Linked DNA regions of Homo sapiens: all the other regions are linked to region 2. A link is a contact called in ENCODE Hi-C or POLR2A ChIA-PET data. All regions are on one chromosome and are shown on one strand. Each heading gives the region's core, a stretch centred on a gene start or an enhancer-like site at or near the end of the contact. The rest is flanking DNA. Distances are from core to core; before and after follow the strand shown.

The links. Hi-C counts contacts between places; a loop is a spot of excess contacts on that map. ChIA-PET counts read pairs that join two places held with the same protein, here RNA polymerase II (POLR2A). Pooled maps may share reads with other maps.
Region 1: a pooled map shows a loop between it and region 2 (5-fold over the local background). The contact joins the promoter of ZNF780A here to the enhancer-like site in region 2. A Hi-C loop is called at or near these places in 1 of 168 maps with a recorded cell type or tissue (CD8-positive, alpha-beta T cell), 1 of 37 single-sample maps with no recorded cell type and 9 of 50 pooled maps. POLR2A ChIA-PET finds 5 or more read pairs at or near these places in 3 of 52 experiments (GM12878, OCI-LY7 and Panc1).
Region 3: a pooled map shows a loop between it and region 2 (4-fold over the local background). The contact joins the promoter of ZNF780B here to the enhancer-like site in region 2. A Hi-C loop is called at or near these places in 6 of 50 pooled maps. POLR2A ChIA-PET finds 5 or more read pairs at or near these places in 2 of 52 experiments (OCI-LY7 and RWPE1).

The regions. Positions count from the first base shown.
Region 1 is chr19:40,089,279-40,092,655 of GRCh38, forward strand. ZNF780A (zinc finger protein 780A) reads right to left here and starts at 1,665. Exons shown (of 6, transcript NM_001142578.2): 1 at 1,628-1,665; 2 at 888-957. RefSeq lists an enhancer at 1,398-1,939 and a silencer at 1,487-1,816.
Region 2 is chr19:39,791,331-39,794,643 of GRCh38, forward strand. No RefSeq gene overlaps it. Among named protein-coding and RNA genes, the nearest start is that of LEUTX, 14 kb to the left of the region's middle. Within about 2 kb of position 2,046, at least 2 of the 41 ENCODE cell types and tissues checked have a DNase peak (open chromatin) inside an H3K27ac peak, as active enhancers do; they include GM12878, where a contact is called at or near this core.
Region 3 is chr19:40,054,205-40,057,912 of GRCh38, forward strand. ZNF780B (zinc finger protein 780B) reads right to left here and starts at 2,027. Exons shown (of 5, transcript NM_001005851.3): 1 at 1,985-2,027. RefSeq lists an enhancer at 1,887-2,016.

The sequences.
Region 1 (3,377 bases), core at 415-2,914, 300 kb after region 2:
CATGATAAATACATACAATTATATCTGTCGATTTAAAAAGAAAGAATTTCTGTCCTAGATCATTTGAGCCCCTCACTCATTTTCTTAATATACAACCAGCAGTCGCAATGAATCACATATTCCCAATGCTCCTGTTCTGTAGAGAGTCAAGGGGAATGACTTAAAATGACTACACAAAAAACAACAGTTAAAACATATTAAACATTATTATATGCCTAGCACTGCTCTAAGGGGCTTTACGATATTAATTCATTCTAATGACAGAACCAATATTCCAACCCAGATACTCTGGATCCACTCCCCTATTCTTAACCACAACAGTGTACTGCCTCTCACAGTACACACACACACACACACACACACACTCACACACACACGCCTAAAACACAACTGGAGCTGCCAAACCTCAGAGAGATCTGGCAAGTATTACAAATATCATCTCATGGACTCCCTGGAAAAATCCTGGCTCTTGTTGATACCAATTTCTGTGCGGTCACTTTTCCACTACCGAATGCCTCACAGGCAATGGAGATCATCCAACCATCTCCATTCTTCCCTGTTTTGAAAAGGAGGTCTGTAAAGACCAACTGATGTCTAGTGTGTGATTCCACCTAAACACTAATCTCCTCCTTCCCAAATATGGGTCTAAAATGGAGCTTTAATATTAACTACTGGAGGTGTATTTCTATACCAGCTTCGAAAAAGAGAGCGCACAGGAAGGTGTGAACGATTTGCCAAATTGTTTTGTGACTATTAAGTGGAAAGGTGAAGGAGGGGGCACGAATCAATTTGCATATCCCCCTAGTTTCACTGAAAATTTAAGGGGAAATCTCAATATTCTAAAATCAAAAACGCATGTCTTGAACAAATACAAAGCACAAACTCACCCTTGACTTTAGGTGTGCAGCAGTAACGCTCTCATCCTCCTCCAGGTCCTTCTTTTGGATAAAAATACGACTGGAGAAGGATACGGCAAGCGTGAGACTCCAGGCATTTCTTGGAGCGCAGACTAAGTTTGAAAACACCCTCCCTCCATAGCCACAATTTCCCTCACTTCACACGAAATAGGAAGGAAGTAAAAGGAAGAGGAATCGATTCAACCAGTACAACCAGTTTGGAGCTGGTTTCTGGGGACAGAGCTCTGAGGACGCTGTGGTTCTCAACATGTAGCTGCCCCCCTGGGGAACACTCGGGGGCACTTCTGCGCTTTCTTGTGTAAAGCTTCATTCTCGGCTCAATATCTGACCTCCCTACTGGGGCCATTCCTCTGCTGCAGTCCCCGCAGCTGTGAAGCGGAAAGAGGGAGGAAGCAGCAGGAGCCTAGGGGCACCGGCACAGTGTCACTCAGCAAAGTGCGCTGCGTCCACACGCCCTCCCGGGCCTGTGCATAGAACCTCACGCACACACTCACAGTCCCCTCCGTCACTCATGATCTCACAATCCCCCTCCTCTGATACCCGCGCACACACACGCCTGGGGATCCGGCAGATCCCGTCTGCACCCCCGGGTTCCTACTCTGAGCGCCTCCCCCTAGGCCACCCGCACTGTCGGGTCAGTCAGGCTGGAGCCCCAATCCGCAGAGATCTCCCGCAGCCACAGATCTCTTCCTCAGACGTGAAGACCTTACCCCGCTATGTCGTCGACCCCGGAGACCGGAAGTGGACTGGCGCGGTGGCCGCTGGGAAATACAGTCCCGAACAGAAAAAGCCTCAGAAGCCTTGAGCTGTGATCCGTTCAGGTTGATCCCAGCATACTATGGGGGCTGACCCCTAAGGGAGCCGAGCCTAGTGGATTCGTGGGAGTTCCAGCCCGCGGGGTGCACAGGTTGTTGCCATGAGCAAGGATCCCCATGTGAGAAGAGCGTTTCCCTCTCGGAGCGTCAGTATAATTTACTTTTTCTCTCCATGGAGAATGCAAATGAGCAGAACTTTTAAAGAAGAAAGAAGAATTTAAAGTAAAATTATGTCAACATGTAGGTGCTTTAACTCCTTTGTCTCAGACCCCAGCGATAGGCTTCCACTTCTCTGTGCTATTTGAAGGGGACTTAGGATAAATTTGAAAAGCTTGAACTAAAGAATTGGTTGGTTATATACTAGGAGAGGAAGTGTGGTTCACATTGGAGATTTCAGAATCAAATGTCCTGGATTCTTCGAGACAATGTTCCTGTTATCTGGAGAGAAAAACGTGATTCAGGACGACATGGAAACGGATAAAAATACACAGATAATTACTTGCCTTATCTTGAAGGATGAATAATTAACACTTTGTTAAAATAGTATAAACAAATGCAAAAAAGGGCTTGCTTTTCCTAGGAAGAGCCTGATTTCACTGTTGTAGTCTAACAATATTTAACTTTCAAAATCATTTTTCTAGTTTCCTATGCTACATAAGGAGGAAACATGTAATAATAAAGAGCAAAACGTCTTTTCATTCCAGAATTGTGACAGAAAACAAATAAGATGATTAACTCAACCATATCAATAATCACATTAAATGTAAATGGTCTAAACACCTTAATTTAAAAAGATTGTCAGATTGGATTTTTTAAAAAGTCAGACCCAAATGTGCATCAATGATAGACTGGATTAAGAAAATGTGGCACATATACACCATGGAATACTATGCAGCCATAAAAAGGATGAGTTCATGTCGTTTGTAGGGACATGGATGAAGCTGGAAACCATCATTCTGAGCAAACTATCGCAAGGACAGAAAACCAAACACCAAATGTTCTCAGTCATAGGTGAGAATTGAACAATGAGAACACTTGGACACAGGGTGGAGAACATCACACACCGGGGCCTATAGTGGGGTCGGGGGAGGGGGAAGGGATAGCATTAGAAGATATACCTAATGTAAATGACGAGTTAATGGGTGCAGCACACCAACATGGCACATGTATACATATGTAACAAACCTGCACTTTGTGCACATGTACCCTAGAACTTAAAGTATAATAAAAAAAGATAATTAAATAAATAAATAAACAAAAAGTCAGACCCAAATGGGTGCTACCTACAGGTAATATGTTAAATGAAAAGCACTAAAAGGTTAAGAGTAAAAGGATGGAAAAATATACACCATCCTAACACTAGTCAAAAGAAAGCTGGAGTGGCTTTATTAAAAACAAAGTAGACTCCGGACATAGACTATTACCAGAGATAAAGAAGGGCATAATAATGATAAAGGAGATAGCTCATCGAGTAGAAAAAAACAAACATAAATTTTGCTCCTAAAAGCAAAGCTTCTAAGTATGGGAAGAAAAATCTATTAGATCGAAAAGGAGACAGATCCACAATTATAGTCAGATATTTCAATATATCTCTCTTGGTAATTGATAGAACAAACACAGAAAAGCAACAGGGTATAGCAGATTT
Region 2 (3,313 bases), core at 796-3,295:
AATGTCTTAATTTTAAAAAAAAAATGTCTAGCTCGGCCGGGCGCCGTGGCTCATGTCTGTAATCCCAGCACTTTGGGAGGCAGAGATGGGCAGATCATGAGGTCAGGAGTTCGAGACCAGCCTGACCAATATGATGAAACCCTGTCTCTACTTAAAAAAAAAAAAAATTAGCCAGGTGTGGTGGCATGCGCCTGTAGTCCCAGCTACTCAGGAGGCTGAGACAGAAGAATCGCTTTAACCTGGGAGGCAGAGGTTGCAGTGAGCCAAGATCGTGCCACCGCACTACAGCCTGGGTGGCAGAGCGAGACTCTGTCTCAAAAAAAAAAAAAAAATGTCTAGCTTGATCTTAAAGGAATGAATGATTCCCTAAGAGAACTTAGTGAGGGCTGGAGCCCTTGAGTTCCACCAGCCAATCCCAGGAGTTAGCTGTAAAAGTCACTACTCACCTTTGCAAAATTCAACTTGATCAGGTACCTCTCCTTTAGTTTCAGGAAGAAGAAGCAAGAACCTTTAAATAATTAATAAGTAAGTGACTGATGTGAAGAAACGCTGAGGCTCTAAAGCTGGATGGAACAGAGACTGGACTATTCTCTGACCATCTAAGTCTATGCAGCTATAAACAAGAAGGTAAAGCTGCAGGGGCTGACCTGGAGGCCTCAAGATGTATCGATAAACCAGGATGGTAGCAGCTGCGGAACTGTGAGGTGCAGCGGTCCCCAATGTTTTTGGCACCAGGAACTGGTTTCGTGGAAGAAAATTTTTCCACAGACGGCAGCGGTGGGGTGGGTGGGTTGGGGTGGGGGATTGTTTGGGGAAAATTCAAGCATAATACATTTATTGTGCACTTTATTTCTATTATTATTACATTATAATATATCATCAAATAAGTATACAACTCACCATAATGTCAAATCTAATGGGAGCCCTGAACTTGTTTTCCTGCAACTAGATGGTCCCATCTGGGGGTGATGGGAGACAGTGACAGATCATCAGGCATTCGATTCTCATAAGGAGCATGCAACCTAGATCCCTCGAATGCGCAGTTCACAATAGAGTTTGCGCTCCTGTGAGAATCTAGTGCCCAAGCTGACCTGACAGGAGGCGGAGCTCAGGCTGTAATGCCAGCGATGGGGAGTGGCTGCAAATATAGATGAAGCTTTGCTGGCTGGCCCGCTGCTCACCTCCTGCTGTGGCGGTCTGGTTCCTAACAGGCCACCATGGGTACCCGTCTGTGGGGGTGGGGAGCGGGGGTGTTGGGGACCCCTGGTATAGAGTGCTCTCTTGTAACCCACCCATCCTCTGAGTGCAGATTTGCAAATACAACCACGTTCTCTAGAAGGGACCCTATGAGCTGGAGGATAAGACCACAGCCTGGAGTTTTGCTTTTGACTTTCGTAATGTTTAGGCATTTTTTATGGTGAGCATAGCTTACTTCTGAAATTTAATAAACGACTGTATTAAGCGGTGAAATAGTGAGTACACGGTTGTTTACTTTGTTATTCTGTTTGCATGAACATTTAAGAAAAATAAAACATTGAGAATTGTTGGTGGCAGGTGTGGTGGGAGCTTTTTAAAACAACAACAACAACAAAAGCTGTTCCCTACATGTAACAGGGATGTCTGTCTTCGGAGGAATTGGTGAGCTGCATCTCACCCCCCGGTGAAGCAAGGGGTCGTGGTGGTGGAACTTGACTGGGAAGTGGGAACTGATCCTGGGGAGCAATCCCAGAAGCCTGGGGCTAAGCCATGTCCTGAGAGTTTGGGAAATGAATGTATTAAGCAGCCCAGATGCCTAACTCCAGGGTCACCACCAGCCTTTGAGCTCCAGGGGGCGCTCCGCGAACATCCCATGAAAGCGCGCGGGGCGCTTGGGATGATGTTTGCAGGGGAACTGAGCCAGGCTGTGGTCCTCTGTGCCATCTCCTGCCGGTGGGCAGCACTCCTGTTGTGCACAGGGACCCCTGTTTCCTAGGTCCACAAACTGGTCGGGAAACACGAGTTGACCCGGCCGCCCCAACCTGCTTTCTAACAAGAGGTTCTGTCCAAGTTCCCCGCTCGACTTTCAATATGTCACTCAGCGCTTAAGCCTCACCCCTTATCCTTGATGTCCAATCAGGAGCGAGGGTTGGATCCCCAGGGGCCTGGGGAGGCAGAGGGTTCTTTTTTTTTTTTTTTAAACCTAAAAATTTAAATGAAGATGAAAATGGAAGATTCTTCATGGAAGTTTTAATGGCAACAATTAGTCTACGAAAAAATAGGAAGTCTGAATGGACCAATAACCAAAGAACTTACAAAGGAAGTAAAAGATCTAAGAAAGTCCTAGAAGGTTTTATGGGCAAATTCTGCTATACATTCCGACAAATCGTAATTGTACTGTCTCCTTAATTTTTCTGTAAATCTAAAACCATTCTAAAATAAAAAATTTATTTTAAAAATGTATCCAATCCCCCTCGTCCAAACCTTTGAAATGCTAAAGATTTCTTTTAAAACCCTCAATATCTCTGATTATTTTGTTAAGGTTTTTGTTTAAGACTATCTATTGAAGGCAGGGCACGGTGGCTCACACCTGTAATACCAGCACTTTGGAAGGCCAAGGCTGGAGGATCACCTGAGGTCAGGAGTTCGACACCACTCTGGCCAACATGGTGAAACCCTGTCTCTACTAAAAATACAAAAATTAGCCAGGCGTGGTGGCCCTCGCCTGTAATACCAGCTCAGCTACTCAGGAGGCTGAGGTGGGAGAATCGCTTGAACCTGGGAGGCGGAGGTTGCAGTAAGCCGAGATCGCACCACTGCACTCCAGCTTAGGCGAGAGAGGGAGACTCCTCTGTCTCAAAAAAAAAAAAAAAAAAAAGAGAGAGAGAGAGCATCTATTGAAGAGTGAGTTTTCTTACAATGCCCAAAGCAACTGTCTCCTTCTTTCCCTGGCCCTCTCCATGTCTGTATTCACATAGAGTCTACATAATGGGCAAATTGTGATTAACAACTTTGTCTCCTGCCTTTAAAAAAAAATCCTAAAATCCTATCATACTCCAGGCCGTCTCCACGTCTGCTTAATGAACTGTCTTAATTTTTATTTATTTATTTATTTATTTATTTATTTATTTATTTATTTATTGAGACAGAGTCTCGCTCTGTTGCCAGGCTGGAGTGCAGTGGCGTGATCTTGGCTCACTGCGATCTGCGCCTCCCGGGTTCAAGTGATTCTCCCACTTCAGCCTCCCGAATAGCTGGGATTACAGGCACGCGCCGCCACACCCAGCTAATTTTTGTATTTTTGGTAGAGACGGGGTTTCACCATGTTGGCAAGATG
Region 3 (3,708 bases), core at 777-3,276, 260 kb after region 2:
ACAGGTCGGGGGTAATGTGGGTGAGGGAGGGAAGATGGTGTTGGCTGGGGAAATGTTGGTCAAAGGATATAAAATTTCAGGAAGATAAGAGAAATAAGCTCAAGAAATCTATTACACAACAACGTATCTACTATTAATAACTACTATTAATAACTATTCTGTAGTGCTAAGAGAGTGGATATTAAGTGTTCTCACCACAAAAATGATAACTATGTGAGGTAATGCATTGCTAATTAGCTAGATTTAGTCATTCCACAATGTACATATACTATAAAACATCATGTTGCACACGATAAATACATACAATTTTATCTGTCAATTTAAAAAGAACTTCTGTCCTAGATCATTTGAGCAACTCACTCATTTTCTTACTATGCAAGCAGCAATCACAATGAATCACATATTCCCAATGCTCCTGTCCTATAGAAAGTCAAGGGAAATGACCTAAAATGACCACACGAAAACAAAAGCTAAAACATTAAACATTTATTATTATATGCCTAGCACTGCTCTAAGAGGTTTTAGAGTATTAATTCATTCTAATGTTCATTACAAGCCTGAGAAGACCAGAAACGGACAGAACAAACATTCCAACCCAGATACTCTGGATCCACTCCCCTATTCTTAACCGCAACAGCGTACTGCCTCTCACAGTTCACACAAATAGCCCAAAATGCAACCGGAACTGCCGAATCTCACAGAGATCTGGCAAGTATTACAATTATCATCTCATGGACTCTCCCGAAAAATCCTGACTCTGGTTGATACCAATTTCTGTGCAATCACTTTCCGATTCCTGAAAGCCTCACAGACGAATGGAAATCACCCAACCATCTCCATTCTTCCCTACTTGGAAAAGGAGGCCTGTAAAGAGTCAGAAACCTGGCGTGTGATTCCACAAACTAATCTTCTTTTCAAAGCAGAGTCTAAAATAAAGCTTTAATATAAACCTCTGGAGGACTATTTTTATACCAGCTTAGAAGAAGAGAGCGTACAGGAAGGTGTGAACGATTTGCCAAATGGCTCTGTGAATATTAAATGGCAAGGTGGGGAGCGGGCGGGGTGGGGAACGGCTCGCTGGGAGGCGGCACAATGGGAGGGGGCAAGAATCAATTTGCATATTCTCCTGAAATTCACTAAAAATTTACAGGAACCTCTATATTCTAAAATCAAAAACGCATTTCTTGAACAAATACAAAGCACAAACTCACCCTTGACTTAAGTGTGCAACAATAACGCTCTCATCCTCCTCTCGGTCCTTCTTTTGGATAATAATACGACTGGAGAAGGATACGGCAAGCGTGAGACTCCAGGCTTTTCTTGGAGCGCAGACTAAGTTTGAAAGCACCCTCCATGGCCACAACTTCCCTCACTTCGTACGAAATGAGAAGGAAATAAAAGGAGGAGGAATCGGTCTGAGTTCGAAGCTGGTTCCTGGGGACAGATCTCTGAGGGACGCTGGGTTCTCAACATGTAGCTGCCCTCCTGGGGGACCCTCAAGAGGCACTTCCAGCTCTCATATTCCCACCCCGAGTCCAGATCTGCGCCTTCTTGTGCAAAGCTTCATTCTCGGTTCAATATCTAACCTCCCTACTGGGGACATTTTCATTCCTCTGCTGCAGCCTCTGCAGCTTTGAAGGGGAAAGACGGAGGAAGCAGCAGGAGCCTAGTACCACCGGCACAGTGACACTCACACAGCCCCAGCAAAACGCACTGCGTCCACACGCCGTCCCGGTCCTGTGCACAGGGCCTCACGCACACACTCACACAGTCCCCTCCGTCACTCAAGATCGCGCAATCCCCATCCTTTGATGCCCGCGCACACGCACGCCTAAGGATCTGGCAGATTCCGTCTGCGCCCCGGGTTCCTCCTCTGAGCGCCTCGCTCTCGCCCACCCGCACTGCCGGGTCGGTCAGGTTCGAGTCCCAGTCCACGAAGACCTCCCGCAGCCACCGATTTCTTCCTAGGACGTGAAGACCTTACCCAGCTAGGTCGTCAACCCCAGGAGACAGGAAGTGGAACCGCTAATTCCGGTGCGGTGGCCTCTGGGAAATACAGTCCTGAGCAGAAAGAACCTCAGAAGTCTTGGTCTATGGTCTGTTCAGGTTGATCCCAGCATACATTGGGGGCTCCTAAGGGACCCGAGCCTAATGGATTTGTGGGAGTTCCAGACCGTGGGGTGCAGAGGTTGCGGCCACGGGCGAGAATCCCCATCTGAGAGGAGCGTTGCTGTTTTCGGTGCGTCAGGGTAAATTACCTTTTCTCTCTATGCAAAAGAATGCAAATGAGCAGAACTTTTAAAGAAGAATTTAAAGTAAAATTACGTCAAAATGTAGCTGCTTTGACCTCTTCGTCTCAGATCCGAGCATAGGCTTCCCCTTTGTGCTATTTGAAGGGACTTAGGATAAATTTGAAAAGCCTGAACTAAAGAAATGGTTGGAGAGACTCCGTCTCAAAAAAAAAAAAAAAAAGAAAGAAAGAAAGAAAAGGAATCGTTGGTTTTATACTAGAAGAGGAAGTGTGGTTTACATGAGAGATTTCAGAATCAAATATACTTGATTCTTCAAGACAATCTTCCTGTTATCTGGAGAGAAAAACGTGATTCAGGACGGCATGGAAACAGATAAAAGTACACAGAGAATTACTTGCCTTATCTTGAAGGATGAATAATTAACACATTTTCTTAAAACAGTCTAAATAAATGCCAAAGGGGGTTTGTTTTTCGTAGGAAAAGCTTGATTTCACTGTTGTAATCTAGCAACATTGAACTTTCAAAATGATTTTTGTAGTTTCCTATGCTATATAAAGCGGAAACGTGGAATAATGAAGAGCAAAATGTCTTTTCATTCCCGACTGTGACAGAAAACAGATAGCAAGATAACAAACTTAATTGGATCAATGATCACATTAAGTGTAACTGGTCTAACACCTTAACTTAAGAAGGTTGTCAGGTTGGATTTTTTTTTTAAAAGTCAGACCCAAATACGTGCTACCTACAGGTAATACTTAAAATATAAAAGCACTAATAGGTTAAAAGTAAAAGGATGGAAAAATATATAAAATCCTAACACTAGTCAAAAGAAAGCTGGAGTGGCTATATTAAAAACAAAGTGACTTCACCAAAAAGACTATATCAGGGATAAAGAAAGTTACATCATCATAATGATGAAGGATACAGTTCATCCAGTGGAAAGAACAAACCTAAATTATGCTCTTAATACAGCTTCTAAGTATGTGAGTAAAAACCTGTTAGATCAATAAAGTAACAGACAAATCCACAATTATAATCAGATATTTCAACATATCTCTCTTGGTAATTGATAGAACTAATGCAGAAAAGCAACAGGGTATAGATTATCTAAACAACATATCAACCTGCTTGATCTCATTTACACTTCTGGAACACTCTTCTCAAAGACAGTAAAATTCATCTTAGGTGGACAGGAGACACTTTCCAGCGTATACCATATTCTGGGCCATAAAGCAAGTCTCCATAAATGAGTAAATGGACTCAAGTCATACAAAGAATGTTTTTGACAAAAATGGAATTAAATTAGAAATCAATAACAGCTCACTATATATTGTCCAAAGTAGTAAAAATTTGAAAATGTATGAATACTATGATAATTGAAATTATATAATGTTTGAAAATTTCCTTTATGAGTCATAATTTTCTGTTATATCCTAAAGGGTAAACAATAACATAT